Regions from separate parts of the Homo sapiens genome. Here region 1 is linked to region 2. A link is a contact called in ENCODE Hi-C or POLR2A ChIA-PET data. All regions are on one chromosome and are shown on one strand. The core of a region is the stretch at or near the end of the contact, and the rest is flanking DNA. Distances in the headings are between cores, read along the strand shown. Region 1 overlaps LINC01358 (long intergenic non-protein coding RNA 1358). Region 2 has its middle 19 kb from the start of HSD52.

Region 1 (6,588 bases), core at 497-2,996, 100 kb before region 2:
CATCATAACCCTCGTTGTTTCATCTCTGCCCTCCCCTCTTATACAGCCCTTATAAATTCTAGTCTTATCCCATTTAATCCTATTCCTATAGCACAAAGGCAAACATTACAATTTGGAAAATCAAATTGAAATCAATGGCATAGAATTTATTCCCATATATATCCCCCATTTCATTATACAGAATTATTTTAAGTTATAGTTAAAACTATGACATAAACATGCAGTTTTGAGCGATATAACTTGCCAATAAATCTTCCAGGTTAAATTAGTTGCCAATTATATTACTAAAGTTACCAGGAAAAAAACTTGAGCTATTGTAAGGGTTATGGGCTATGAGACAGTTATGTTTTTGTAGTTGCCAGCTCAAAATAAAGTTTCAGAAGTATTGATATTAAGCCACTCTTGCTGCCAATAATTTGATAGACAATCACTTATCCATTTAAGTAATAAGTTTAGTCAGAGGGAAGATTCTTTTTTATCATCTCTGTGGGAATGTGGGATGGCACACCTTTGTGACTTATTATACAACCACGATAGGTAGGAACCAGTGCTGGCCTTTGTAGTCTCAGGGTCTATATGAAGAGAGCCTCAAAAAATGATGCTTGTTGGTGATGCCAACAGAAGGTTGCAGCTCTTCAAAAAAAAAAAAAAAAAGAATAGGTCTGGGCATGGTGGCTCATGCCTGTTATCCCAACACTTTGGGAGGTTGAGGAGGGAGGATTGCTTGAGCCCAAAGTTCAAGACCAGCCTGGGAAACATAGCAAGACTTTGTCTCCCCCCCCCAAAAAAAAAAAAATAGCCTGGCATGGTGGTGTATGCTTGTGGTCCCAGCTACTCGGAAGGCTGAGGTGTGAGGATCTCTTGAGCCTTGGAGGTCAAGGCTGCAGTGAGGCATGATTGCATCACTACACTCCAGCCTGGGTAACAAGGCAAGACCCCCCTCCAAAGAAAAAATAATCAGGAAGTGAGTTTATTTTGCTTTCCCCTTGTGTAGTCAAATTGATTTGTGTTTGAGGCATGTGAAAGCTAAATGCCTGGCCCTGTATAGGTCATGAGTCATCCCTATATCCTACAGTTTAACAAAAGACAGCCCTGCCTGTTCCCTTCCCCTCCCCACGCCCACCACTGAAATCATTGTAGAGGTAGTGGTCTTCTAGTATGTGACCCTTGGGCTACAATATCAACAGGTTCTAGGCCATATTTCCTTCACATCCACGTAATGAGCCCCGAAACCCAAGTGTCCTATTTTCCTTGAGGACATCTAGACCCAAAGCATCCCCATTTTGGAAGCCCAGGGACTGTGGAGTGGGAAAATATGCCTCCATTCCTCTCCTTCACATGTGTTTTTAGGTTAAAAAAGGCAGGTGCAAATCACAACTGAATATGAAGCCTCAAAAGAGGCCAAAGCAAATCAACTTAACAAAAATAACTTCTTATCACCAAACCTGGAGAAAAACTTCAGCTGTGGCACCTCCAAGCAATGACCACGTCCCTGGCTGACTTAAAAGCCCCTTCAGGACCTCATGTTGATTGAATCCCCATGATCTAGCCTCAAGTGAGGGCTGAGTGGGCTGTTCTTGAGCCAAGTGTCTGTGGTTGTGGATAAATATATTAATATCCTAGCAACTTGCAAAAGCCAAAGTACTTTAGACAGAATTTGTCGTGCATTCTCTTAACAGGAGAGCAGGTTTGAGATGGAGATCTGAGGATATTCTGAGCCAAGCAAAGAGATTCTTAGTAAATACACAAATTCATTTCCTTCTGGTAATGCTTGGCTGCCCCTTGCAAATTGGAGTCATTTTCTCGTGCGGCCTTCTAGTGTTCTTCTGAAATTTGAGGTTTGCTCTGTTTTCAAAATGTAGAAACCCATCTCAGTCATCCACCAAGCTTTCACTGAGCAACCAGATGCAGGCATTGTGCAGGGTTATGAAAGTGGAGATGTTTAAGACACGGTTTCCACCTTCAAGAAGTACACTGTCTAATCAGGAAGACTCACTGCAACATCCAGACTCAACTTGCTACACCCCACCCTGGTGTCCTCCCACTTGCCCTTTCTTCTACCTGGATGGAATGCCCTTGGCTCTCTTCCTCTTCTCTTGGAGGCTTCTCTCCACCCCCACCCGCAGCTGAGTTGCCCACACCTCTGGGATGCTCTGTACTTTGGTCACACATACGTTTCACATTTTCACCGAGCATGAGATTATCTGATATCCCATTTATCACTTCTTCCAGACACATTCCTTCAGCCTGTAATGGTTCCTGGCACGAGACAGGCACACGATCATTATTGGTGGAATGAATGAGTGAATGAATTCACAAGAAACATATGGCACTCAGAAACCTCAGGACCTCAGCTTAAATTCTAGCTCCAATGCTCATGTGTTGAGTGAAACTGACTGAGTTATTTAAGCCTCCTATGACTCACTTTTTCTATTTGCAAAATGGGAATAAGGGTTGTTGTGATGATGAGCAAATTCTTGTTTAGTGCTTATCAAAATGACTGCCAACTGGTAAGCGCTTCATGAAGAGTAGCCATTAAAACAGTTATCACTAACAGACATCTACTGAATCCCGACTGTGTGCCAGATAATGTGCTAGACACTGAGGCTACAAAATGAATAAAGTAAGATGTGTGCTTTCAATGAACTCCCAGCCTGGCTGGGAAGATAGATGTTAACAGAAATTAAAAGGCTATCTTACTAAGTAAGTGGGATATTGGGAACATGAGGTGGGGCACCTAACCCAGGCTGGACCAGATCAATGAATTCACAAGAGAAATGGTACTGGGGATCATGAGAGCTAAATGGAAAAGTCAGAGTCAGAATCTTTAAGGCCTTCCCCAAACCCTGCTCTAAATATTCCAACATGCCTAAGTGTTTTCTTTCCTTATAAATCCCTTCCTCCAGCCATATTGCTGATTATTCTTATTCTGTGAATTACATAAGTGTATTGTTTTACAATTTACAAAAAATTTCCACACACCGTGAGTCACTGGATTCTCCCAACTTCCCTATAGGACAGATAAAGCAGATAATTTAATATTTAATTCATGGGTGAAGAAGCTGAGGCTCTGAGAAGTCGCACTGCTTCTAAATGATCCTAGCTAGACATAACCCCAGGGGCTGACACTAATTCTGATGCCCTTTCAGCTCCCACAGCCTGGACACTCATAACAAGCCAGGAGCCCACCACCTCTGCTCCTTTGCCACACAGTGCCCCCTACCTGGAATGCCATCCCTCATCCCTCGTGTTTGTCTAAATTCTCTTTCTCTTCTTTGAAGTCTCTGTTCAAACCTTAACTGCCTCCCCCTGCCATCTAGTCTCTCCCCTGTCCAGACAGCCTATAGGGGTCTCTTGAACTCCTAGAAGGCCCTCTCTCTAGGCTGAAATAGGACTCTGACATCCTATGGCGGCCTGTTTATGGTTCTTTTTCATGTGCCCATGTCTGCCTCCCCAACCTGGCTGTGAGCCCCTGGAGGAAGAAACTGTGTCTTACTAATCTCTGTGGTTCGGATATAGTAGATGCTTAGTAAGTGCCTGTTGATTAAATGAATGGTATAAAGGTTGTTGGTCAATCTTCTGTTTAGGCTGACAGAAACATACTTGTGAGAGAAGCAGACTAGCTTTTACTAGGCAGTTAGGCCCTGAGTGCAGAGATGAAAGACATAGTCTCTGCATCAGGAAGCACCAAGTCTAATCAAGAGACAGCAAGTACATAGATAATAACTATACATATTGGAAAGTTTCAAATAGAGTACAAAGTACAAGGTGCAATTGGAGAACAAAGGCCATGGGGGAGGAGGGAGTAGAAGGAGGAGATGAAAGCAACAAGAGGAAAGAGGGAAAGGTGAGGTCTGAAGAAAGTCTTATAGCGTGAGTAGAAATTGACCGGGGGTACAAAGGGTGGCAGAGTACAAAGTACAAGGTGCAATTGGAGAACAAAGGCCATGAGGGAGGAGGGAGTAGAAGGAGGGGATGAAAGCAACAAGAGGAAAGAGGGAAAGGTGAGGTCTGAAGAAAGTCTTAGAGCGTGAGTAGAAATTGACCAAGAGTACAAAGGCTGGCATGATGGGATATAGAAAGGGGCTCCATGGTCTAGAAGAGTAACAACAACAAGAAGAATAAAATAGCCCAGAGGCATGAGAGGAACTGAAATCAATATAAAACTTTCTTGAGGGATTATTTAAATACCATCCTGAAGTCCAGATAGATTCTACCTCCTGGATGGTTGGATGGATGGATGGATGGATGGATGGATGAATGAATGGGTATTATGAACATTCATGTAACAAGAGTAAAGAGGGTATAAAGAGGACGCATAGGTAAAAGATGAGCTCTTGATTCCGAATATTAGAATTGTTGTTATTAATAGCTATGCTTTTGTGTTAACAAAAGCAATATAAGTTTATTATTAAATAACCAGGAAATAAAGGTAAGTGATTTTTAAAGTTGCTCTTAATCCCGCCATCCAGATATAACCACTATTAACATATTTATGTTGGCCTTTCCACGCTTTCTTTGGTGTCTTTCTATCTTAATCATCTGTCTGTCCATCTAACTATACATTTGTTTACATATCGATGATCTTTTTATTCATCCACCCATTCATTTATCCATCTATACTTTTCCAAAACAAACATAGGCTCATTTGGTGCTTTACATTTTGTAACCAATTTTTCTAACCAATTTATTATAAGAATCCAGTTATTTCTACCTATTTTTAAGTCAAATGTTAATAGCCACATAATATTCCATCCTATGAAAGTACTACACTTGGTTTAATCAATCCTTTCCCCCTTGTGCAGTTATCAAACATGTTTTAATGAAGATTGGTGCTCTTCTTTTGGGCCAAAGTAACAGCAAAGGGGTTACCTTTCTCTAAAGTTTATGAGGCTCTGAGTTGATTGACCAAAACTTGAACTTGATATAGGGTCATATTAATCCTCTGACATAAATCAGCTGCCTCCTGAAGTGACGTCTCTATCTCCACTGTACCTTTCCCTGGAAATGCCAGACAGGGCAGAAGGGCCTCCCCGACAGTGCAGGTAAATTAGTGCAACCATCAGCAATCACAGGTTATCTTCTGCTGATGGAATCTGACAGCACCAGCTTTCCCACATCTTCACAGAGCTGGTGATGCAGAGCTGTCAACTAACACAGCTGCACGGAAATGCCAACGGTGGATTTATGGTGTGAGGCAGTAACTTTGTGACCCCCAGGTGGAAAAACAGATGGCTTTGAAATAAGATCAGTCAATGTGGCAAAATGGGAGAGGGAGGCACTTACCTTATAGTAAAAGAGAATCCATCCTACCACTTCCTTGAAACTTCAGATCTTCAATGGCTCCGTATTACTTACAGGAAAAGTCCTAAGCTTTTCAGTCCAGCAAAGAAGTAATGAATGTAGTGGAACAAGGACTGGCTGGAAAGCCAGAAGCTATAGATTCTAGCTGCTGTTTTGCTACCCACCAGTAGTGTGACCTGGGCAAGTCACCAGTTCTTGAGTTTATTTTCCTCAATCTCTAAAATGATCATACATAGATAATGTCAGAGTGTTTTGACAAATGAGTCAGTAAAAAGTCATGCATCATTCAAAAATCATTTACTGAGGGATTTAATGTGCTGAGGGTGGAGTTGAGCAAGATAGACCAGCCCCTGACTAGGGAACTTGCACTCTAGGAAGTAGGAGTCAGAACATAAAATAATCAGCAGACTATGGAACAGTGATCAAGTGCCGTGTTGAATACAAAGTGTTGGGGATGGTAGAGACCAACGTAGTGCCCGGGTTGGGTTGGGTGGTCAACAGATGATGACCTAGCAGCTATGGTTGGAATGAGAAGCTAAACAAGCCACACAGAATCTGGGGAGAAAGAATTCAGGCTGAGGGATAGCATAAGGCCCCACAGGCAAAGGTGAGCTTGGTGTTCAACTAACTAAATGCATATTTACTAAGTGTCCTTCTGCTAGATTCCAGGGATTCAAGGACAAGAATACCAGAGTCTCTGCCCTCACTAAGCTTAGGGTGGCCAGGCGCAGTGGCTCATGCCTGTAATCCCAACACTTTGGGAGTCTGAGGCGGGAGGATCACTAGGTCAGGAGATCGAGACCATCCTGGCTAACAGGGTGAAACCCCGTCTCTACTAAAAATACAAAAAATTATCCGGGTGTGGTGGCGGGTGGCTGTAGTCCCAGCTACTCAGGAGGCTGAGGCAGGAGAATGGCATGAACCAAGGAGGCGGAGCTTGCAGTGAGCGGAGATGGAGCCACTGCACTCCAGCCTGGATAACAGAGCGAGACTCCGTCTCAAAAAAAAAAAAAAAAAAAAAAAAAAAAAAAGCTTAGGGTGAAGGAAGCAGATGATTAAACAGATAGACCTTTTGCAGTATGATGAGCACTGTGATGATGAAGCAGAAATTTGGAATGCTTCTGGGAAAATGTGACAGGAGCTTCTACCTTAGCCCAGGAAGCTCAGGGAAGCCTTCCCTGAAGAGGTGCCCTGGAAGCTGAGATCAGATCAAGCAACATCAATTTTTTTTCAAAGCCATCATGGGACTTGAGTTCTAACCTACTGATGGTCTACCTGCCCATG
Region 2 (6,759 bases), core at 2,409-4,908:
ATGTTGATTTCCTTCTATTGTGGATATTAACAGTAGGGAATAGAAGGTTCAAGCTATAAAAAGTAGACATAAAAAACAGGAGAACTGATCATGAAAGACTGATGGGACTGTGGCAAAGACTGCTAATCATCCTATAATATTGGTCCTCCTCTTTTTTAGTAACACAGCCTTCAGTTTTTAGGTTGAGTACATGGCCCATAATAAAATCCTTATACTTAAATGGATGTGTCAAAGTCCCCACATAGTATAGATGATATATTCAAAGTAGAATAACTCCAAGAAGATTGATTTATAAAGGGGCTAATGACTGAGATTGGGTATGGAGAAACTTTAAGAGTAGTGTAGTAAGCAAAGCTCATGTCAGCCAGGCTGTTGTTAACTCCTTTGGGGCTGCATGGGATGGAGAGAAGGAAGAGTTACCAGAACCTGGAAAAAGAGAGAGTCAAGTAGTGCCATTCATTTTGCAAGGATCAGTTATCTTGAGTTGAGGGACAGAGCCAGCCAATGCAACCTTGATGGGAGGGATCCAGAAAAATAAATACCCTGACCTCACTCTTCTCTTTTTCTGATCTCCTGCTAGAATCCCTACTGTCTGAGCTAGAACCATAGAAACCAAAGGTTACAATAGCCCACTGATGTGGTTGACACATGCCAACCCACAAAGACAGACAGCAGACGACGAGGAGTAGGCAGTGCATTTGGGGAGGCAAATGGAAGATAATTGGCATATGGGAGTTATGTAACTAAGCAGAAATGGTGTGTTCAGCTTCTGGGATACATCTTTAGAGGGAGGAGCATGTCTTCCTCCTTCCTGTAAGCTAGAGTAATGACATGATGCCTGAAATTTGAGCAGCCATCTTGGTCCACAAGATGAAAGCTCCATCCTGAGACTGGTGGAACAAGAATCCCTGAGGGAACCTGAATCCCTGAGAACTAGGCAACTAGACCTGGTTGCCTACATTTCATTGAGAAAAATAAACTTGTACTCTTTTTAGGCCATCGTTATTTTGAATTTTCTATCACTTGCAGCTGATGCAAATCCTAACCAACTCAGAGACAAAACAGGAAATTCTTTTGGACTACATTGGTCATATTTTTTTTTTTACTTGTAAGCATCTAAAATGGAGTTCTTTTGCTTAAGCAAAGGAAACATTTATTGGAAGAATGCTGGGGGTGTCTCAGAGAATCAAAGGAAATGCTGAACTACCAAGATAGGAGGACCCAGGGCAATTCTGGTTTCTTGAAATTCTTCATGGTCTCTCTTTCACCCTTGAGGACTGCCACAAACATGACTCTTTCCCCAGCAACTCCCAATCTCTTCAGCAACTCATTCCAATTTTCATATTTCTACTAAAGAGAATCTGACTAAGGTAGCTTGGGTCAGGCTCTGGTGTCTCTGTGGGTTAAGAGGTCACAATACAGACAGGGCCATTGGGGGGGCACCTGAAATTCTTAAAGCCATGGATGTGTAGTGAGTCGGTCACCCCAGGAGGTGTGATTCAAAGTGAAAAAGGCACCAACCTCTAAAACATTTGTGTAAGTATAGTGTATCTCCACAATGAAGTCACAGCTCTTTGAGAGCATGTTTCATGCTTTTTCTGGAAGCAACTTGGACAACAAAAATGCCTGGTTTATAGTAGACGCTGAATAAAGGATCATTTCCTTTCACTTTCCCCCATAATCCCTGATATTACAAGTCTCATTACAGGAATAGGGGTGGCAACAACTGAAAGCCAGAATGTTTTGTAAATTTTGTGCAACCAGATTCACCAAAATTCTCAATATCTACCATATGCCAGGCGTATATTGAATACAATTGACAGAAGAAAATAGTAAATGTTTTTAAGAGCTCACAGTCTGGCAGGGAAGAGAAGCATGTAGATGACTCACAATAATAGTGAGTTATGTGCTGTAGTAGAAATAAGTATAAGATGCCTTAAGAGTATAGGGGAGAGAGCAACTGAGAGAGTTGGAAGAAGTGACATTTGAGGTGGTGTGTGTGGATGAGTAGGAGTCCTGCAGGGATAAAATGGATGAGGAGAATTCTAAGCCAAAGGAATAGCATGTTCAATGGTACTGAGGCATAGAAATGCTGAGCTGTGTTCAGGAAACAGCTAAAACCTTCATGTGAATAGACTCCTAGGCATAGACTAGAACCATATTTAGTCATTTGATAATAACAATTGAGTACCTGTACTGTGCAGGGTTACTAGGGGGTCAAGGAAAAATGATAAAGAAAATGTGGTATATATGCATAATGGAATACTAGTCAGCCAAGAAAAATAATGAAATTATGTCTTTTGCAGCAACATGAATTGGAGGCCATTATTTTAAGTGAAACAACTCAGACACAGAAAGAAAAATACTGCATCTTCTCACTTACAGGTGAGAACATAATAATGTGTACTCATGGGCTTAGAGTCTGGAATAGTAGACACTGAAGACACAGAAAGGTGTGGGGTGGCAGGGGGGTGGATAATAAGAAATTACTTAATGGGTACAATGTATGTTATTCCAGTAATCGATACACTAAAAGCCCAGACTTCACCACTACACAATATATCCATGTAACAAAATTATACTTATACTCCATAAATTTATACAAATTTTGTATAATTTTTGTACAAATTTTGTATAAATATCAGTGCCAGGCACTGTGCTATGGATTTTACATGTTATCTCATTTAAACTGAGGCTGATCTACAATTCTTACAAAGAAAAATGAGATGTACTTCTCACCTTCAGTGGGAAGGGCAACCACAATGACTATGATTAGATGAGTGCAATACCAGATGGGGACAAAAACTTTCCTGTGAGTTTTTGGGGGAGTTTTAGGGGAGGGGACATTATCTATGGACTCAGGAAGAGGAGCCCAGAGCTCTAGGCATAGGTTGGAGATTTGAATGCCATGCAAAACTGCTTCAGTTTCTTTATCTTGCAGGTCATAGTGCCCTCTAAAATTTTTCATACATGTTTGTTAAGCAGGAAGGCTCATTTGCAGAGGTTGCTTTAAAACCTTCTGTCTCAAAAAAGGACAATCCCATTTGTTTTATACTTGTTTGCCAGGCACTGTGCTATGGATTTTACATGTTATCTCATTTAAACTGATGCTGATCTGCAGGTGGAGAGGGCTGTGTGTCCAACTTTGGAGGTGAGCAAGGCAGAGAACAGAGAAGAGTGCTGTGTAGTGTCGGTGGGGATGGTTGGGCATGTTAATGCTGTTTTATGTGTAGGGTGCAGGGAATTAAATTCTCACAGTTCAGAGAAAGGTCCCTGCCTTGATCAAAATGGCTGCTATTCATTGAGTATGTATGATGAGTCAAAGCCTTAATTACTCCATCAGCCAGAAATATGGTGAGCTGCAAATCACTTCAACTACCTACAGTCCACTTGTCTCAAGCCGTGAGGAGTCCAAGAAAAGCAGTCCAACAATACCACCAAAGACCCACTCATCGTTTTTCTAAGACAGCTGTTGCATCTCCAGGTCTCTTTTCCCTATTCCAAGAAGGAAGAAAAGGAGAAGAAAGGCTTTTACCAAAAAGGTTTAGCTTTCTTATTCAGGACCAGAAACCCTTCCCTGAGACTTATGCTTACATTTCATTGGCCAGAACAATGTCATGTGGCCACCCCCAGGTGCTAGGGAGACTGGAAAATTGAATGTTTTAATAGGGTGTATGTGCTGCCTCCTCCACCCTAAATTAGGCATGAGTCACTGAGGAAGAAGGGGGATATGGGTAGCAAGTAGGCAACATATATAATCTCATTCCATGCTTCCAACAGTTCTGTGAAGTAAAGTTATCTACATTCTACAGATAGGAATATGAATGCAGAGAGGAAAGTAAATTGCCCAAAGTCACCCAAATAGTGAGTCATGGAATAGAGATTTTAAAACAGGCCTATATCATTCCAACTGAAAGGATTATTTTATGATATCATCCTGTCTCCCTTAGCTGTGTGAACTTGAAGAATTTACCAAACCTCCCTGAGCCTCAATTTAAGATCCGTAAAATTAGAATAATCATCCCTGACTCAAAGCTTCCTGAAGCATCAAGTTACATGCAAAGGGTTGGAAAGGATAATATCAATGGGACCCCAATTATTATTGATTTACCATTTGCCAAAATGTCTCATCTAAAGTTGACAAGCAATGAAGGTTCTCTGAACACAGCATGAACGTTGGTATTTGGGGTTGGCACCAGTAAAATCTCTTCACTGGCATTTCCTATTTGGGCCTCATTATGGATTCCCAGGAATTTCCACTGGCTGGATTTCCTTTGTCCACCTCAATAGCTGCATATGCAGATGAGTTATGAGCCACATTCCACAGCAGGTCAGATGAAAACAATGTGCAAACTATCCATTGTAGCTTTCTTGCCTTCTTTCCCCATGGCTGCTCCCCAACTAGAGCTAAATCCAGGCTGTTCCTTAGACTGTGCTTCTGGTGCCCCCTCCCAAGATGGAATAAACTGTCTGAACACCAAGGAAGTCATCCTGCTGCAGACGCACCACAGCTCACATGGTTTCGTGCCTCTCGGATTGGGCTCTTGTGTGTCTCTGCCTGGAAGGCTTTGCCGTCATTGTTCTCCCAGTCAAGGCCCAGGCAAAATCTTAGGTATCCCATTTCAGTGACACCTTTCCCCACTCTTCCTGGTGGGATTTTGTTGTTGTTACATTTTTTTCTCTATTACCAAAGGGCTTTGTCCATACTTGTGTTACACATAGCACTGTCATCACATCAAGAGTCTGGCTTTGCTTTTACTGAACACCAGGATTTTGAAAAAGAACAAATAAAGTAATAGTGATAACCCCAAAAAATGTGATGCTGTGGTATGAATGTTTGTGCCCCTAGCCCCCAAAATCATATGGTGAAATCTTGACCTTCAAAATATTAGTATTGGTATTGGTATTAGTATTGGTATTAGGAGGTGGGGACTTTGAAAGATGATTAGGTCATGAGTGTGGAGCCCTCATGATTAGAATTAGTGTCCTTATGAAAGAAACTGAAGAGAGCTCCTTTGTCCCTTCCACCATGTGAGGATACAGTTAGGAGGTGAGATCAATGAGGAAGCATGCCCTTGCCAGACACCAAATCTGCTGGCATTTGATCTTGGACTTCCCAGCCTTCAGAACCATGAGAAATAAATGTTTATTGTTTACAAACTACCTAGTTTATGGTATTTTTGTCATAGCAGCCCGAACACACTAAAACATTCATGTACATTATAATAGAAGAAAGCAAGGATGAGATGGGAATCAAAAATATAAATGAAAAAAATTATATTCTCCTTTCCCTTCCCATCTGTATCCCCGACAGCCACTTAGTTATTTCTCTGGTGTGGCACAAGCAAGGACCAATCCAAGCAGGCAAAGAACTAGAGCAGAGTGCTAGAGGCCTCCTGTGCAGCCAAGGTTCATTTTCTTAGGGCTACAGTCTGGTCATCTTTTTGTGTCAATACATACAGACCTATTCTATTTGTTTTCGTTGCTCCCTAACTATTGCATGAATATACCATGAAATTTTTAGGCCATTTTCCTACCTTGGAAGCATCCAGTGTTTCACTGTTACAAATGTTGCTGGAATGAATCTGCTTGAAAATATATTTGTGAGCACACGTGCTGGTATTTCTGAGTGATAGAATCCTAGAAACAAGGTTTGGGTGGAGACTCCAAAGTTGTACTCCCACTTAATAGGACATAAGCATACATGTTTCCCCAAAGCCCCACTGAAATTAGATATTGTTGATTGTATTAACTTTTGTAAACGTTGAAAAACTATCTCATTACTTAGTTTGAATTTCTTTAATGATCAATTCAGTTGAGCTTTGTTCTATATGTTTATAGGGGTTTTATTTTTCTCCTGTGCTGCGACTACTAGCATCAGGATCTTGATTGCAATAATCAGGGAGTTCCCCTCAGTCCTGAGGCCTGACTCCAACAATACCCCATGAAATTTTTCAACACAAGAATATGTGAGAAGAACAAAAGAATTTGTTAAGAATGGCTGAGCCAGCACTCTGGGATTAGAGCCTCAAGAAGTTTTCCTTTGCCGTTTACTGGGCATATCCATGTGTGACAATCACATGTACCATTCACTGAGGTTCTAGTGGCAACTTCTAGACCAAACACTTTAAACATGTATTAAGGGTCTTCCGCTTAGGTAGGGAAGGGAAGGGTCTTACATTTTCTAGTTTGGGGGCTTCTGGGGCTTTGCAGGGTTTTCTGTTATTTTTTTGGTTGTTGTGTACATTGCTGTTGTCTTTGCTTTGTGCCAGTCTGGCAGAGTATCTTCCATGTGAAATGACGTCTAGTTCTGCAACATTCTGATGGGGGATGTCACCTTCTCAATTCAGAGCCTTTTCTATTAAATACGGTCTATTGCCTTTGCATAAGAAGTCAATTTTATTTCATTTCAAATTCAAGGAGCACCTACTCTGTGCTAAACTTTGGGAATACAAAATTAGATTACACTAAGTCCCTATTTCAGGAAAGCCTCCAGTCTGGTGGAGCTGAAAGGGAAATATCATGGTCATATAATCAAGATGGAGTGATGCTTGGGATTCTCTGGGAAGATAGGACCAATTCCCTGCTTTCCAGTTGCTGTGATCTGAGTGTTTATGTTCTCCCCAAATCCATATGTTGAAATCCTGACCCCCAAGGTGATGGCATTAAGAGGTGGGGCATTTGGGAGGTGATTGTGTCCTGAGAGCACAGCCCTTGTGAATAGGATTAGTCCCTTATAAAAGAAATCTGGAAAGATTT

Evidence for each region. A loop is a pair of places that touch in the nucleus more often than their neighbours do. ChIA-PET counts read pairs that join two places held with the same protein, here RNA polymerase II (POLR2A). Pooled maps may share reads with other maps.
Region 1: a loop to region 2 is called in a pooled map, with 2.3 times the contacts of the local background. The contact joins two enhancer-like sites. A Hi-C loop is called at or near these places in 1 of 168 maps with a recorded cell type or tissue (PC-9) and 2 of 50 pooled maps. POLR2A ChIA-PET finds 5 or more read pairs at or near these places in 2 of 52 experiments (AG04450 and activated T-cell).

What each region holds. Positions count from the first base shown.
Region 1 is chr1:59,024,410-59,030,997 of GRCh38, forward strand. All of the region lies in intron 2 of LINC01358 (long intergenic non-protein coding RNA 1358), which reads left to right. Among named protein-coding and RNA genes, the nearest start is that of LINC01358, 7.2 kb to the left of the region's middle. RefSeq lists an enhancer at 2,174-2,233. Within about 2 kb of position 1,747, at least 4 of the 41 ENCODE cell types and tissues checked have a DNase peak (open chromatin) inside an H3K27ac peak, as active enhancers do.
Region 2 is chr1:59,124,678-59,131,436 of GRCh38, forward strand. No RefSeq gene overlaps it. Among named protein-coding and RNA genes, the nearest start is that of HSD52, 19 kb to the right of the region's middle. Within about 2 kb of position 3,659, at least 2 of the 41 ENCODE cell types and tissues checked have a DNase peak (open chromatin) inside an H3K27ac peak, as active enhancers do.